Regions from separate parts of the Mus musculus genome. Here region 2 is linked to region 1. A link is a loop called in an ENCODE intact Hi-C map of the cell type or tissue named here. Cell type or tissue: gastrocnemius. All regions are shown on one strand. Each heading gives the region's core, and the rest is flanking DNA. Links, peaks and the distances in the headings are about the cores only. Region 1 holds the start of Itpk1 (inositol 1,3,4-triphosphate 5/6 kinase). Region 2 overlaps Itpk1 (inositol 1,3,4-triphosphate 5/6 kinase).

Region 1 (8,327 bases), core at 76-8,075:
ATCATTAGCAAGATCTGTGACACACGTGGCTGGAGAGGTGGCTTAATGGTTTAAAGCACTTCCTGTTCTTGTGGAGGTCTCAGGTTTGATTCCCACCACCAACATGATGGCTCTTGACCATCAGTAACTTCTGTTCAGGGGATCTGGTGGCTTTTTCAGGCATGCACATGGTGTGTGTGTATGCGTGTGTGTGTTTAGGTAGGGGCAAAACACTAACATATAAAATTTAAGAATCTAAAAAAACTTTAAGGACTGGAGAGATGGCTCAGTGGTTAAGAGCACTGACTGCTCTTTCAGAGGTCCTGAGTTCAATTCCCAGCACACATGGTTGCTCACAGCCATCTGTAATGCAATCTGATGCCCTCTTCTGGTGTGTGTCTGAAGACAGCTATAGTATACTCATATAAATAAATTAAACAAATCTTTTAAAAAATGTAAAAAAAGAAAAGTGTGACTAATTTGTGGAAATGAGAGTATAGTGACTGCATCTCACGGATACCACAGTGTGACCTGTCCGAAAGAAAACAAATCATCTGTGACCTTTGAACAGGGTTGACCTCCTTCCATTCAGAGAAGAGGTGTGCTTGGTGTGGGAGGAAGAACAGAGAAAGCCAGCTCGGGACTGGGAACTGTGGTTATGGGATGGCTACATATGTAAATACCTTAGAGTGGGGCCAGGCAGGAAGCTCGGTGGTAAAGACTCTGGATTGGCCTTCCAGAACCATGCACGGAAATATCTAAGCATGACCAGACCTCATGCATCCCCTGGCAGACATCATACTGTCTGCGTTGCCTTCCAGCCAGAAGCATTTAACTTGTTCCTAACTAAGACTTTATCCAACTTCCAACTTGCAGCAAGCACTGGGGACAGAGGAGCCAGCAAACACCAGTCAGGCCAATCAGGACACACCTTCCCCACTACAGTCAATTCGATCTCTTTCCCAAGGAGAACTGGTTTCAATCAGAGGAAATCGACAGGAGCCGCAGAGGGACAGCTTTGGGTCCTGGATTGCACGAACCAGTTGTAATGAGAACTTTTCAAGGCAAGGAGGGATGTTTGATATATCCATCCATTTTCTGTCACTATTACAAAATATCTGAGGCTGGGCACTTTATCAGGAAAGATATTTATTTGATTCATACCTTCAGAGGTCCAGAAGCATGGCACGGCGTGGCACTGGCCTCTACCTGGCTTTGGCAAATGACTTCTGGCTTCATCACAATGTGGCAGATGGCACCATGGTGGGAGCCCGGGTAGGAGGGGGAGGCAGCATGGGAAGAGAGGAAGCAGGAGATGTTCAGGGCCAGGGTTGTGCCTTCTGTACAGCCAGTTCCTATGGAAACCAACCAGGGTCAAGTGAAAACGACTTAATCTCTTCAGAGGTCAGCACCCCAGTGACCTAGTCACTTTCCACCAGGCTCTGCCCCTTAAAGAGTCAACCTCACACTGGGACCAGCTCAAACCACAGTGATATCAATTAAGGTCTACATGATGGTAAGGAATTATTTATAATGTTTACAGGCATGGGGACTGGAGAGATGGCTCAGCTGTTAGGAGCACGTGCTGTTCCTACAGAGGACTCAGGGTCAGTTCCTGTCTCCCATAACGAGCCACAGTTCCAGTTTAGGGAGTCCAGTGCCCTTTTCTGGTTTTCATAACTACAACACCTATCCCTCCACACAACAGGCACATAACTAAAAGTAAAATCTTTGGGGGAAAAAGGTGGGAGTGGCTGGAGAAGACAGCTCAGTTGCTAAGAGCAATGACTATTCTTCCAGGGGACCTGGGGGTGATGCCTATCACGTACATTGCAGTCTGTAACTTCATTTCTAGAGGATCTGATGCCCTCATCTGGCCTCTGTGGACAGCAGGCACACATGTGGTAGACAGATGTACATGTGAGCAGAACCCTCACACCTACACACAAAGCAAAATAAAATAAATTTTAAAGGAAAAAGATATAGAAGCACCCACGTGGGTGCTTCAGATACTTCTCTTTCTGTCAACAGTCGTTCTGCAGAGTAGCTATGCCCTGAACTCACACTGTAGACAGTCCTCGACAGACTTTCCTGTTCTGTGATAACCCTGTGTTTCCCCCTTGCTATAACTGTTTCTGACATATAGTACCATATGATGAAAAATGACCTTTTATTTACTCATATATTTGTGTGTATGCAGTGTATGTGCATGTTCATGTGTGCGTGTGCGTGTGCGTGTGTGTGTGTGTGTAGGCCTGAGTCAGTGCTAGATGGCCTCTTTCTCATTCTGTTTCTTTGAGGCCGAGCATCATCACTGAACCTAGAGCTCACCAATTGGCTAGTCTTGCTGTCAATCAAACTCCAGGCATTCCCCTGTCTTCCCCCCTGAAAGCTGGGGTTACAGATGCCCCTTCCCACACCCCACTCTTTTATGGATGTTTGGGATCTGATCTTGGCTACAAGCCAAGAACTTTACCCACTAAGTCATCGTCCCTGCCCTCCAAAATATTTTAATAGTTCAATAAATATTAAGTGAAAAACCAGAGTCCTCTCACCCCAGTCTGTATTCTCATGTGTTGTTTCAGAAATGACACTATCTCTGGTCACATAAAAATATCAGGGTTCACATTTCCCTGAGAAAAACTCAGGGTGTGTGTGTGTGTATGTGTGTGCAACTGTGTGTGTGCCCTCGTGTGCAGGCATGCTTGTGAGTGTGGAGGCCACCACCAGACTTTTCAAAACCCCATCGAAATTCTTTGAGACAGGTTCTCTTATTAAGCCAGAGCTCCCAAGTTAGGCTAGGTGGGCTGGCGGCCAGTGAGCCTCAGGTGCCGCTTGCCTCTGCCTCCCTGGTGCTGGGATTACACATAAGTTTCACTACTACACCTTGTTTGTTTGGTTTTGGTTTTTTGAGACAGGGTTTCTCTGTGTAGCCCTGGCTGTCCTGGAACTCACTCTGTAGACCAGGCTGGCCTCAAACTCAGAAATCTGCCTGCCTTTGCCTCCCAAGTACTGGGATTAAAGGCGTGCGCCACCACTGCCCGGCTCCTTTTTTTTTTTTTTCCTGTGGGTTTTGGGGGTAGAACTCAGAGTTTCATGCTTGTGGGGCAAGCACTTTACAATGGAGCCATCTCTTACATCTCTTTCTTCCATTTTTCTTTTTCTTTTTTTTTTAAAGGTTTATTTATTTATTTATCATATGTAATTACACTGTAGCTGTCTTCAGACGAACCAGAAGAGGGCATCAGATCTCATTACGGGTGGTTGTGAGCCACCATGTGGTTGCTGGGATTTGAACTTTGGACCTTCAGAAGAGCAGTCGGGTGCTCTTACCCACTGAGCCATCTCACCAGCCCCTCTTCCATTTTTCTATAGAAAGCCTCTCAGACTTTCTATTATACTCGATGGTTTTCTTTTCTTTTCTTTTTTCTTTTTGGTTTTTAGAGACAGGGTTTCTCAGTGTAGCCATGGCTATCATAGAATTTGCTTTGTAGACCAGGCTGGGATTAAATGTGTGCACCACCATGCCTGGCAAGTTTTTCTTTCTTCTTCTTCTTCTTTTTTTTTTTAATGTTTATTTTACATGCATTGGTGTTTTGCCTCCCTGTATGCCTGTGTGAGCGTGTCAGAAACCCTGGAGTTAGAGTTACAGACAGCTGTGAGCTGCCATGTGGGTCCTGGGAATTAAATTCGGTCCTCTGGAAGAGCAGCCAGCACTCTTAATCACCGAGCCATCTCTCCAGCCCCAGGTTTTTCCTTTTTGAAATCCCATATCTGAGAGATACTTTGATACCTGCCCTTCCAAGTGTCACACTAGCCCTCCTGCCCTAAGCTCCAGGGTCACCCTCAGTCCCTTTGCTCTCCAGCTGGTGGCCCCCTTCTGCCAGCAGTGGCTGCCTGGGCTGCACCCAGTTCTCTCTCAGCTCTCCTTTTATTTCTTCATTGCTTTGCTGGTTCCTCCGTTCCTCTTGGCCTCTGAACCGTGCCTCGGCTCCATCCTTGACCTTTCCTCTGCTTGCTCTTACACCCTAGGTGATCTCATCCAGTCTTGTGGCTCCAAGTAACATCTCAACACTCACGCCACCCGTCTCGATGTTATCTCCAGCCTGAGTCACGGGCCGAACTACAGCCTCTTTCATCGGATGGCTTTCGTGCCGGCTCTCTCCACTGAATAGCTGGTAGAACTCCTGACTTGAGGCCCCAAACCGGTGCCTCCTTTTGTTTCCCTGTCTTACATACTTGGTGACTCCATTCTGCAGTCATTCAGGCCGGGATCCAGAACACGTATGCCTTCTCTTTCGTTTGCAGTTGCACGTACTGCTCATAGCCGACACCACTGGCTTTCACTTCCAGCTCTTCCCTGAGCCTGGTCGTGCCTCACTACCTTCCCAGCTTCACCATAGTCATCACTGGCCTGGGTTGCCGCAGGAACCTCCTGTTTTTCTCTCTCCCCTATTCTTGCTTCCCTGACAGGGTCTCAAGACAGTAGCCAGGTGATCTGAGTAAAACCAGGCAAGGTCCCGTTGTCAATCATGAGACTTCCTTTACATTAAGAGGTGCCCTCTGTGATTTGGCACCCCCCAACCCCCGCCATATTCTCCTCAGCTCTTTCTGTTCCAGCCTACCTCTTCACTGCCCCTTGCTGACATCAGACCCAAGTTCTTGCTGTTCCTCAGCCTCACCTCAGTCAGGTATCTGTGTGACATGCCCACTCCCCTTGCTGAACTTTTGTTCAAATATCACCTCCTTATGGTGTCTACCTCAGGTACCTGTTCAAATCTTTATCTCTGTGCTTCTAGCCCAACATCCTCTTTCCCACATGGAGGGTGGAGGAGGCTGAGAAGAGATAGACTAGGGGTCTTTTTTTTTTTTAAGCACATTTTTAGACAGCACAACCATCAGTCTTCTGTATCCTGAAGTGCTTTTGCACAAACACAACCTTCTCTTCAGTTAGAACAGAGGATCCAAGGCACTAAAGGCTAGGTAGGGACTTGCTAAGTTACCCAGCAGTCAGTGGGTCCTTGATCACTTCCGTTCCAAAGTGATCAGAATACAACAAGCCCTGAGGCTGGGTCTTGAAGGATTTTCGGTGAGCCCCGGAACTTCTCGGACCTTGAACTCACTTGCCCTGAAGGCGAGGTCCTGACTAGCGTGTTCCGTCCTCTGGGAAACTCCAGGTGGAGCATTTCCTGCCCAATTTACAGATGAAAGCAACAGAATAACTTGTCTCAGTCACCAGCCAGCCCCCTAGTCTTCCCCCCACATCCCTTTGGTTATCCCGCTCTTCTCCTTGGCTCATAGTCTACCCTTCCTGCCCTTTCACCCTCTGAACTCTCTCAGCTTTCATCTAGACAGGTGCCCCTAACCCCAAACTCCTACTTGTCTTTCAATGTCATAGTCTCAAGTCACTCAGAGGCAGGACTCACATGGCTCTCATCACATGCTCCAGGACTCAATGGTTTGTATGTCTCTGCCTTACTCATCTTGGGACTACAAGGCCGGCACTACCCCGCCACACCCTGGGTTCCCTGCTTGTGTGGAAGGAAGGAAGGAACTCCAGCAGGGATCCTGAACCACCCAGACACACAACTCCAGAGAAACCCACAGCCTGTGCCAGGGTGTGGGAATTTCTACTGTTGACTTCAGCAGTGAGGCACTGGCCATCGTCTGCTCCCTAACCCCTTTCTTTTCACCTTCTTGGACTTCCGGTCCCCATTTCTTCTCTCAGTTCTAGGTTGGCCATGATGTTCCACAGAAGCGATCTTCCTCAGGCACAGAGCTGAATGGGTGCAGTTACACTTTGTCTTCTGGCTTCCATGGTCCAGGATACAAAGTCCCTGCTTTCCAGAGCCATGTGGGTTCTCTAATCCTCTTCCATCCTTTTCTCCAATTAAAGAAAAATTAAACTCACTAGATCTTATTTAAAGAAGCACCCAGGCTCCACAGTAGGGGAGCAACTGAGCTCCACTCTGGCAACAAGGAAAGATGGGAAGTCACTGCCAAGGAGCAGAGTGGAACATCTGTGGGTGGAGAATTTCTGAGCAAAACCACCAGGGCTCCTGGGATTCTGGCTCAATTTACTTGACAGGATTATTATTATTATTTACATTTATTTATTTGTGTGTGTATATGCCACAGCATGAGTGTCAGTCAAAGGAAAACATGGACTTAGTTCTCTCCATCTACGCTGTGGAGAATAGAACTCTCGTTGTCAGGTTTGGCCACAAGTACCCTTACCAGCTGAGCCATCTCAGCAGCCCCACTTGACAGCATTCTTACTGCAGACAGGCCGCAGTGATCTGATACCAGGGATGGCGAACTTTTCTGACTCAGGAGGTTTCTTGCTAAAACTGAACCAAGGGGGACCAAGGACACTGCCCAAGGTCAGGATCTAAGCCGGAAAAAGGGACTTGGTGTAACTCCTCAAGTCTGGTCAAGGCCCGTTTCTGTCACTTTACTAACAGCTTTCATTTCTTCAAGCCTTTTCTCATCTCAGATCTTCAAAAATTGTCTTTATTTCCAAAGCCAGATAAAATGTCTTTCTTTACACACGGGAACCCATTTTTTTTTCCCTGTCTGTGTCTGGGGAGAGCCTCCAATTTCTCCTCCCAATGCCTAAAGCATAGGCTGGAGATGGCTGGAATGCTAAGTACTGTCCCATAGGCCGGGGTAGAGCAGGTGGCTCAGAGGATCCAAAGCACTAAGTCAGACGCCGAGCTACGTCCCTTCACCTAGCAAAGAAAAGGCTCTCCTGAAGATGCTATGTGCACTCTGGCTGCTTCTCTCCCTCCGCTGAAAGGGACCCCAGAGTGTGAACCTGGGGCAGTTGTGGAGATAGTACAGGACAATTGCAACGAATTGCCTCTGGGGGCAATCCCCGCTGTGCTGCCAAGGAGCAACGAAGCCCAGTGGTTTGGCCGCCCTCCAAGATAGACACAAGGCGCCCACACCACGACTCCCTCACCCCACTCTGCCCTGGCCACCATCCAGCACCCCGCCACTAGCGGCGGCGCCTTTAAGACTCATTGGCGCCCCCTGGCGGTAACCGGCGCTTCCTCCTCCGGGAGCTCTGCCCCAGGCCCCGCGTGTGCGTGGCGTGTGCGCGGGCGCTGGGGCAGGAAGGGCGGGGGACACGGCGGCGCGCTCCCCGAGGGGGTCCCCGCGCGTCCGAGAGGCACGCGCGGGCGAACCCTCGCCGCGGGAGGGCGTGCTCCAGCTCGGGCTCGAGGCTCGGGTGCGGTCTCGGGCGGCGGCCCGGGATCCCTAGAGTCCTCGAGCGGCGCACGGTGCTGCGGGGCGCACGTCCCTGCGCGGGCGAGCCCCGCGGGGCGGAGGGGGCGGGGCGGCGGCGGGGCGCGCCCACCCGCGGGGCCCAGCCAGTGGCGCGGCGCGCTGAGCCTCCGCCCCCCAGCCGCCGCCCCGCCCCGGCCCGCCCCGCCCGCCGCCCCGCCCGGTAGGACCGCGCGCTGAAGCCCGCTCCGCGTCCCCGCCGCCGCCGCCGGAGGAGGTGCCCGCACGCTCGCGGCGCGCGCCGGCCCCACACGCTCGGCCTGTGGGCAATTTCCTCCGGACCCAGGCTCCCGGGCCGAGGAGGAAGAAGATGCAGACCTTCCTGAAAGGGAAGAGAGTTGGCTACTGGCTGAGCGAGAAGAAAGTCAAGAAGCTCAATTTCCAGGCCTTCGCGGAGCTGTGCAGGTGAGGAGGGACGCGGCTTGGGGACCCCCGCGGCCCGAGCCTGGTTACCCTCGGCGGGCGCGGGGCAGACGACGGCGACCCGGGAAGGAGCGGCGCGCGCTGAGGGCTGGTTCGGAGCAGCAAGGTGGCCGCGGGGGGCCGCGGGCTGTGTCCGAGGGGAGCGTGGCCGCTGTGGGCGTTGGGTTCGGACCGCGGCTCTCAGGTGCACTGGGGTCGTGCCGGGAGATCCCTGGCCGTCCAGGGTGGTGGGACCCGGGAAATCGGGGAGTCCACGCCAGCAGTCAGGGGTTAGAGGGTACTTTTGGACTGGTGTGTTTTTCTTCCTCCCTCTTCTTCCCCTTAGTAGAGCAGGATACCGGCGTTTGTGTGGAGCCTACTACGTGCCTCGCGTGTGCACGGCTCCTGAAGCTGTCATTGCATATCAGCCGGCTTAAGCCCAGTTGAAATGAGTAGCGATACTTGGCTTGTCTGTGGTGATTTGCTGTCTCATTAGAGCCTCGCAGCAGCCTCGCAAATTAGCCAGGATGGTGATTCTGGGCCACGTGTCTTAGAAGAGGGACACCTACCAGCAGAGAGGTGGGGTACCTGCCTTGTAGTCCCAGGGCCAAGGAGTGGCAGAGCATAGAAAGTGATGGGTGGACCCACGTAGGGTA
Region 2 (8,327 bases), core at 272-8,271, 130 kb after region 1:
CTCTTAGGCAAGTTCCAGAGCTTTGTGGGTCACAGCCATGCCTTTAGAAAGAGCATAGCTCAGTCTCCCTGGGGGGTTCTTGGATACTAGATTCCCCGTGAGGTGAGGCTTGTCTCCGCCTGAGAGGAAAGAGCTATCCTAAGCATCCGCCAGCCCCAGCTGAGCAAGCAGAGCCTTCCTCGAGGCCCCAGAAGGCTCTGTTGCCAGGACTTCCTGCCCTCATCCCTGTAGGGCTGGTTACAGCGTCTTCAGCTCTCTGCTCTGAACCTTCTTCTCTGGCTGAGACCAGGTGGTTTGGGACAGTCCCATCCTGACACTGGACCCAGCTGAGACCACGCAACGAGGGCAGTGATAGACAGGTGTGTCACGTGTACCACCAAGAGACATTCTTGCAGGCTGTGGGACACAGGAGATTAAGGTTTTTATAAAAACATTTATTTGCCCAATTTTAAAAATACACCCATTGAACCTATGAACACACACACAGAGACAGACAGACAGACAGACAGACATGTCTTGCTTATGACACTCCCTTTCCTTTCTTACCAGATCATCTCATCTCTGAATGAAATGTGGGGTCCTTCCTTACGCCCACAAAAGCCTGTTTGTTCACTCTCTCCTCCTCTTTCTTCCTGGTTGTAAAGCACGAGGCCAGTTTCTGCCTTGGCACTGGGGATGATAAAGGCGGGAGCTGTCAGTGTGTCTTCTCTTGTGACCGTTTCTAGGCCACGAAGTACCCTGAGGCATAACATTTGGAGGTGGGCTGGGAATCAGAGTGACTTTGAGTGGGCCTGTCTGATCGGGAAGTGGCACAGTTCCAGCTTCGGCCTGCACGTTCCTAGCCTGACCAAGACGACCTCAGGCTTCAACAGCCCTTTCTCCTGACTAGTTGGAAAGGGGCTTTGAGGATTCTTTCCAGAGCCCACTCAACCTTGCGGCCCCCGCCCTCCATGTGGCAGGGCCCTCAGCTTCCATGTGCACCCTGGGAGATAGGTCTCCTGCCTTGGGGTTGTTCTGGACGTGGGCTACAGATAGACAAGGACCCTTTCACTCCATAGCTACCATTTTTCTCTGATTCTCATGTGCATTTCTGTCCTTTGCATGTCAAGGTCCAAAGTCAGTGTGTGACTTATATAGCCCCTGGTACCTTACAGGGTAGGTACCTGGACTGGAACCCAGGGAGTTTACTAAGGGAGCCAGCATCCGCTTGTGCCAGCCACTAGGGATACGGTGTGCTTATGTTCTCTGTCTTAGGTCTGTGATTCTCAAGACATCGTGCATATCAGATATTTAAATTATGATTCATAACAGAAGTTACAGTTTGGCAGTAGCAGTGAAAATAATTTTATGGTTGAGGTCATCACAGCATGAAGAATTAGATTAAAGGGTTGAAAGCCACAGTTCTAGGTAGCTGTCTGCATCTTCTTCCTGTTTCTCTTTCATCCTGTACCTTGACCCTGAAGCCACATTGCCTTGGGCTCCTAGCTTTGTGTAAGGACTCTACTCCCCCTCCCTCCAGGTCCTAAGGGTGCATAAGACCCGTGCCTCTTATTTATTTGAAAGGATAATAAGCATCTCCAGGGTTGTCCCAGTCCTTTGATGCTATTGCAGGGTGACTGTGGTATGCAAATGAGTGGGTGGGGCCATGCTCTGTGCTCTCCAAGAAGACTGCAGATACAGGTAGCCTGGCTTACAGTCTGTAGTTTATACTGAGCTGACACCAGGACACCTAAAGTCATATGATGCTGCTTTTATTGAACATGCCATAGACTCGCCATGCCAGAGGGCCAGCCAGGAGCCAGGCAGGCAGGTTTATTAGCAATGTGTGTTCCCGTGAGGAATAACAACATATGGGAGAGACATAACTGGAGGATCCGTTTTATTGGAGATGAGCACTTCAGGGGACATATAGGCAAGTGCTAGGACACCAGATGGAAGGGTGTGTGAGAAAGACTAAGCAGGGCAGTGGCAGGTACAGGCACCTCTGCAGAGTCGCATTCAATGACAGGATGGTGGCTTACACCATGGGGAAAGACAGGAGACCAAACATGAAGGCTGAAAGCAGCAGGTCATAGTCTACATTGTTGAGATGCCTGAGCCAGTCTGGTTATTCACCCTCCCTTTGAGTCTGTTTTGTCTCCCTGAGAGCAAAACCACCCGGTGACCATCACCTTGGCCTCCCATTCTCATTGGGAGTTTGAGGTGGCCCCCAAGCTAAGTGTTTGGGGGACTAGTCCAGGAGCACTCAGTGGCTAGGCTCCCAAATATCAGCGCTCCTGGGAGCAAGAACATTGCTGCTAAGGGTAGAGAGCAAGGCCCAGGCCCCACCAGAACCAACTATCTCAAAGCTTCCTAAGGAGCCAGGCTCCAGCACTCTTTGCTGGGGCTAGACACCTCTGACCCATCTCAACTCCTCTCAGTCTCTTGCTGACAGGCATGACTGGAAGCTGCTCACTCCCTGCATCCTGGTTGTGCAGAGGTGCCTTCACCGGGGGCATCTCTTGCTTAGTGGTCCTTAGGCCAGAGTGCCCCCGGCCAGCAGTAGCAGTCAGAGTAGAGGGCAGTTTTCCTTTGAGCTATCTGTACATTTGATCAGTCTATATGATCTGTCCAGTGAAACAGACATCACAAGTCTCCGGTGCCGTCCCTTCCTAGCACCAGCCAAGCCTCTGTGTGCTTCGTGCAGGCTCCCACAGGCTTCCCACACTCCTTGAGCATTACTGTGTCTACCTGCTCCTGTCCTCACACCTCAGGCCTGCTCTGCTCTTTCCGCCTTTGCTCTTGGGGACCTATAGAGGCTTGGGTGGGAGGTACCCCGAGTTCAGGACGCTCCAGGAGAAGGTTGGCAATGCCTATGGAAGGCCAGAGAGCCATCCTAAGTGACGAAGCCCTGGTCCAGCCTCTTGGTCTGTCAGGCTCTGCCCGCCATTCCTGAAGGTTCACCTGTGCCCGAGAGCAGGGACCAGTGGGCGTGCTTGACACAAGTCCCGCAGGGTGTTTATTTTTCCCAGGCTCCTCCCCAGGACCATCTCTCATGCCCCCTGTCTGGACTGGCTCTGGTCGGAGCAGCGGGAGGACTGTCGGGCACACCGGGGTGGCCAGGGGCCTCTGTGCCCCACTAGCGGGAAGGATGCCAGGTACTTCAGCGCCTGCCTGCTTGGCTCTGCCTGAATCACTTCCTTGTGCATGATTTTTATGGCGCCGTAGAGTCATGGGGCTGCTGGGGGGTCATGGCAGCCACAACAGGCACCTGAGCCCTGGCACACACGCCCTCAGCCCGTGTTCAACCTGTCCTAGTGCTCGGGGGCCTGGGTCCCAGGGATGATCACCATGTCCTGCAGGGTGGGGGATCCATGACACCTCTTTTGCAAGAATTTGAGCAAGGGTTGTCAGGACCCCCTTGGGGGGGCTTCCAGCCCAGATTGGCCCTGTGCTATTCTTGGTGGGAGTGGGGCTATGAGGGGGTAATGGCCAGATCTCAACCCCTAGGCTTGTGGTTTTGTGATTCTCGCCCTAGCGTGTCCATGCTTCCAAGTGCTTGAGAACATTGCAAACTGTGCAGCCAAGCTTACATCTCCCCAGAGCAATCATGGCTTACACCTCAAGGACATTCGTACAAGGGGAATAAATGGACGCTCCATCACATTCCTGGGACTGAGCTGCCTCTCTGGCGTCCAGGGGGCTGAGGGATTGTGGGCAGCAGCAGATCAGCCATGTGGTGTAGAGGAGACTGGGGCATTGCAAGGCTTTCCTGGGTGAGCCTGTGGAAGCCTTGCTCGGGTTCCTATTAAGTAGTTGGGAACCTTTTGTCTGTTCAGCTTACATATGAGTGGCCACTTGATTGGGGTTACCTGGCCCAAATGGCTTTTGGTAGGCTTCTTCTCTCAGGGCACTCCAGACCTTTGATATCTGGGTGCACTATGTCTTCACCTCCGTTGCCCTTCTCTTCCCAGCCTCCTGTTCATACTTATGACCGGCCCAGCCTTAGGTGCTAAGGAAACCCATACATAGTGCCATACAATGGTAGTGAGGGTGCCCCAGTAAACCACTCATTTTTATGTGGGAGGACAAATTGAAGCCGGGATCCTGATGGATGCACATCTCTATGTGATGTGGGAGCCTAGCTCCCAAGAACCCAGGGCTGAGCCAGAGGCCACCCAGAGCGTGACTGGGGTGGTGCTGCCCCCTGGTGTTGGCATTGCTGTCTCCTGGTCTGATTCACCCTGTGACTTCTGTTTTTTTCAGATCGTGAGTCCATCTTCTTCAACAGCCACAATGTGTCAAAGCCGGAGTCTTCATCAGTCCTCACTGAGGTATGTCTGTCGTCCACGGCAGCCTGTCAAGGGGTTCTAGCTGAGCTGTTTAGAAGGGCCCACACAATCATATCAGTGGGCTTCATGGTCTTGTATGTGTCTGGAAGGGAGCACTTAGGACCTGGTGAGGACCACTTTCAGTGAGTCAGCTTGCCTCTGGAGCAGCCTCCCTCTTGCCATCATGGCTGGAACATCAGTATGTCAGGCTTAGTGGGGGGTGCTTGGCGGCCTTATCTCATGCAGCTTTACAGAAAGGGCAACCAGCTTAGAGAAAGGACAACACAGACCGAGTTCATACAGAGGCAAGCAGGGATTACCCTCACCTCTCTGATTACAAAGTTGAGAGTCTTCTAGAAATTTCCTTCCTTGATAGTAGCAAAAAGTGCCTTGGGCTACAGCCTTCTGTTCCCCACAGAAGTCTGGCTTCAGCTCTCCATGGGGGAGTCATGTGTTCTGGGAGCTCAGAGTAGGTCCTTCTATCTCTCCTGATTATACTCAACGACAGAAGCTGCCATTGTCTTGTACCTAACCTGGTTCCAGGCCCTTGGCCTGGCCTCGGGTGCCTGACCTCTGACCTCAGCAGCACGGCAGTTCCTTTCTTGTGTGGCTCTGGCTGGCCTCAGAGTCACAGATCCACCTGCCTCTGCCTCCTGAGCGCTGGGATTAAAGGTGTGCGCCACCAGCGTGGCTAGTTCCTTGTTTGCGCTTCCTTTGAAGATGCCACTGTGAGCCAAGAGATAAAGCGTGGCTTTGACAGGACCTGGAAAGATAGCACTGTCCCTTGGGATCTAGATTGATGTCGTCCCCCTAGAACAAATAGGGAAGCCTTGGACCATCAGGCTTGTTTAACTTTTAATTACTGTGTGTTCGTGTGCGTGCGTGAAAGTCAGGGGACCACTTTGTGGAGTTTATGGTTCTTCCCACCCCACCTGTATGTGTGTTCTGTGAAAGGAACTCAGCTCTCAAGACTTTGACACACTGAGCCACCTCATCCGCCCAGACCACCACATCTCAAGCAGACTCTCACAGAGCTGGCTATGCACCCTGAGAAATACAAGCAGAGCCGTGTATGTGGGAAGGCTTTCTTCTCCTCATGTCAGAATCACTGGCGTCCTGCCCCCTCCCACTAGGCCCCTGGGAATCCAGCTCATCTGGTGGCAAGAGGGAGTTGGCCTTACACAGGCTTCCCGAGAGGCTGTCCCTGTCGGTGTTCTTGCGTGGTAGAGCACTGCTGAGCACTGAGACTATTACCAGCCAGTGCCAGAGGGATGCTTTAAGGCTGGGAAGTCTCCCTTCTTGAATCATTGCCTATTGGCCTGCTTCTTCTTCTGAGGAATGGAGAGAGTCTACTACACCACAAGGTCCCTCCCCACACCTGAGGCCTTCAGGTACCCCATATTTCCACTACCACACCGAGCCCTTCAGAGCTGACGTCTTGTGGTGCAGAACGGCACACACAGCCTTTGTCCCTGGGGACATCACACTCCAGGATGCCGGCAAGCTGAACTGGAAGTCGATTCTATTCCTAGGAACCAGTGGCCAGAGCATGCCCCACTCCTGCCCCAAGGAGTGCCATGCAGGGACACCCAGTAACCTTGAAGGCCCGCCTCATCCCTAGACAATGCCTTTGAAAATGGGCCTCGCTTCTCCCTAAGCTTTTAGACCATGAACACCTTTCACCATTGAGAGGGTGAAAGGTGTTCATGGGATTATTGAGCATAGCTCCCAGTGGGTAGCTCAGTGGCAAATACACACACACACACACACACACACACACACACACACATCTATCCCCAGCACTGCCATAGTGAGGAAGCAGAGTTCTCTGCTGTGGTCTGACCTGAGGTCTGACCTGAGTCACATCACCTCCCTGAGCCTGGGTTCCTTCATCTCTCTCATGAGTCACTAGGAATGTCTGCGTCTGACATGTACACACCTGTATTGTGATTAGTGTCAGCTGCAATAGAGGTCGAGGGTCACCAGGTCAGTCCACAGGCACACCAGCTCGATTCTTCCTCCTGTCCTAGAACCCCACAGCTCAATTGGCTTGGGTCCATGGGGCCATCTCTCTGCCTTTGTCTAGTACTAGACTGGCTGTTTGGTTTTGGATAATCAAATGGCTTCAGAAGGACTTCTGAGATTCTTTAGCTGAGCTAAGAAGGTGCTTTTATAAACAGCGTGTCACGGGGCTCCATAACAGGCAATGATGAGTACTGCCTTGCTCCCAGGCACTGCGCCACGAGCCTCAGCTATCCGCTCAGCAGTCCTTCCTTACCGGAGCCTCACGGCCTAGGTATTTTTATTAGCTTATTCACTGGGGTGGAAAAGCAAGGTCCAGGAGGGCCACTTGACAGATCAGGGACACATAGTGGATGCAGGAAGGCCAAGGCTAGTCTCTGATTTGGTTTGGGACTCTGGGCTGGGCCAAGCCACTGACCCAAGTGACCAGGAAGCTCAGGCAGGGCTGAGTGCCCACTGTAGCCAGGTGGTGGCTGCCCCTCACCCCCACCCCAGGAAATACTTTCCCTAGGTCAGGCACGGGATAGCAGGGTTTCAAATGGAGGGGCCCTGCTGTTCACAGAGCTGTGGGTATAGCCTGAGCAGCAGGACATAGGTGGGTCCGTGTGTCGGTCCCTGCTCAACACATGTCTATATTAAGGTCTTTTTATTAGTGACCAGCGCTTTTTTATTTGGTTGTTGTCCTAGTTAGTTAGGGTTACTGTTGCTGCGGTGAGACACCATGACCAAAGTGGCTTGGAGAAGAAAGGACTTAACTTGGTTTATGCTTCCACATCACAGTTCATTTTGAAAGGAAATCAGGACCGGAACCTGAGGCAGAGCTGATGCAGCAGCAGTGGAGGGAAGCTGCTCACTGCCTTGCTCCTCATGGCTTCTTCAGCCTGCTTTCTTGTAAAACCCAGAACTGTCAGCCTGGGGGTGGCACCACCCACAATGGGCTGGGCCCTCCCCCATCTATCACTGATTAAGAAAATGCCCTACAGGCTGGCCCACAGTCCAGTCTTACGGAGACACTTGCTCAGTTGAGCTTCCCTCTCCAGTGACTCTAGCTTGTGTCTGAGTTGTACAGTTGTCTTGTTTTGAGATAGGATCTCACTTTGTAGCTTGGCTGGTGTGGAACTCTCTATGTAAATCGTGCTCCTGCCCCCAAATACTGGGATTTACACCACCACACCCAGCATTTTCTGGGCTTTTTAAATTGAGATAAAAATCTACCTGTGTAAAATTGGCTATTTTAAGTATTTTTTTTTTAAGATTTAATTTTTTTTGTATGCATGTGAGTGTTTGGCCTGCATGTCTGTGCACTATATGCATGCTGTGCCTGCAGAGGTCAGAAGAGGGCATCAGATCCCATGTGAATACTGTCAAGTCCAGGTCCTCTGTAAGAGTAACCGGTCCTCTAAACTGCTGAGCCATCTGCCCAGCTCCTACAGTGAACAATTTAATAGCAGCAGTCACACACTCAGTGTCCTGTTGACACACCTCTATCCAATTCCAAAATATTTTCCTCCCCTGTTTCCATGAACACCCGATCCCTGTTCCTCCCGCCCCAGCCCCTGGCCACCTTGAGTCTGACCTCCACCTACATGATCTCAGACTGTGCTGGGCGGTCTACATAAGCCGTATCTTCAACACTTCGCTCCCCAGCTGACTCCCGACCCTCGGCACCGTGCATGGAAGAACTTGAGTCCTTTTTATGGACAATTCATGTTTCTTTGTGTGGATAAGCTACAGCTTTCCCATTTGTCTGGAACCATCTGGAACATTTGGCCATTGGAAGATCACTACAGTTACCATTGGTGCCCCAAGGTCTCTTTGAGTGCCCTTTTTAAACCCCTAATAGACTTATCTATCTGGGTCCTAAGGTATTCTATGTTTAACCATTTGAGAATTTTTAAATAAATCTATTCATTCATTTTTGTGTGTGGAGCTCAGAGGACAGTTTTCAAAAGTCTCTGCCCCCTGCAGGACTTGGAGGATCAAACTCGAGTCATC

Evidence for each region. Peaks named below come from ENCODE experiments on the same cell type or tissue, not always from the same donor. Only the 100,000 strongest peaks of a DNase experiment are listed, where the experiment ranks them.
Region 2: a loop joins it to region 1, with 6 times the contacts of the local background. A loop is called at or near these places in 26 of 42 quality-filtered maps.

Annotation. Positions count from the first base shown.
Region 1 is chr12:102,704,069-102,712,395 of GRCm38, reverse strand. It overlaps Itpk1 (inositol 1,3,4-triphosphate 5/6 kinase), which reads left to right and starts at 7,527. Exons shown (of 10, transcript NM_172584.3): 1 at 7,527-7,674. The coding sequence starts at 7,580. It overlaps Gm30296 (a long non-coding RNA gene), which reads right to left and starts at 1,621. Exons shown (of 4, transcript XR_001780676.2): 1 at 1,144-1,621. In gastrocnemius, for the core only: a CTCF peak has its summit at 3,849; DNase peaks (open chromatin) are centred at 1,235, 6,989, 7,428 and 7,760; H3K4me3 peaks cover 1,616 bases; H3K27ac peaks cover 2,052 bases.
Region 2 is chr12:102,575,091-102,583,417 of GRCm38, reverse strand. It overlaps Itpk1 (inositol 1,3,4-triphosphate 5/6 kinase), which reads left to right. Exons shown (of 10, transcript NM_172584.3): 8 at 4,246-4,313. Among named protein-coding and RNA genes, the nearest start is that of Chga, 24 kb to the right of the region's middle. In gastrocnemius, for the core only: CTCF peaks have their summits at 4,186 (motif pointing left) and 7,656 (motif pointing right); DNase peaks (open chromatin) are centred at 793, 3,150, 4,177 and 7,699.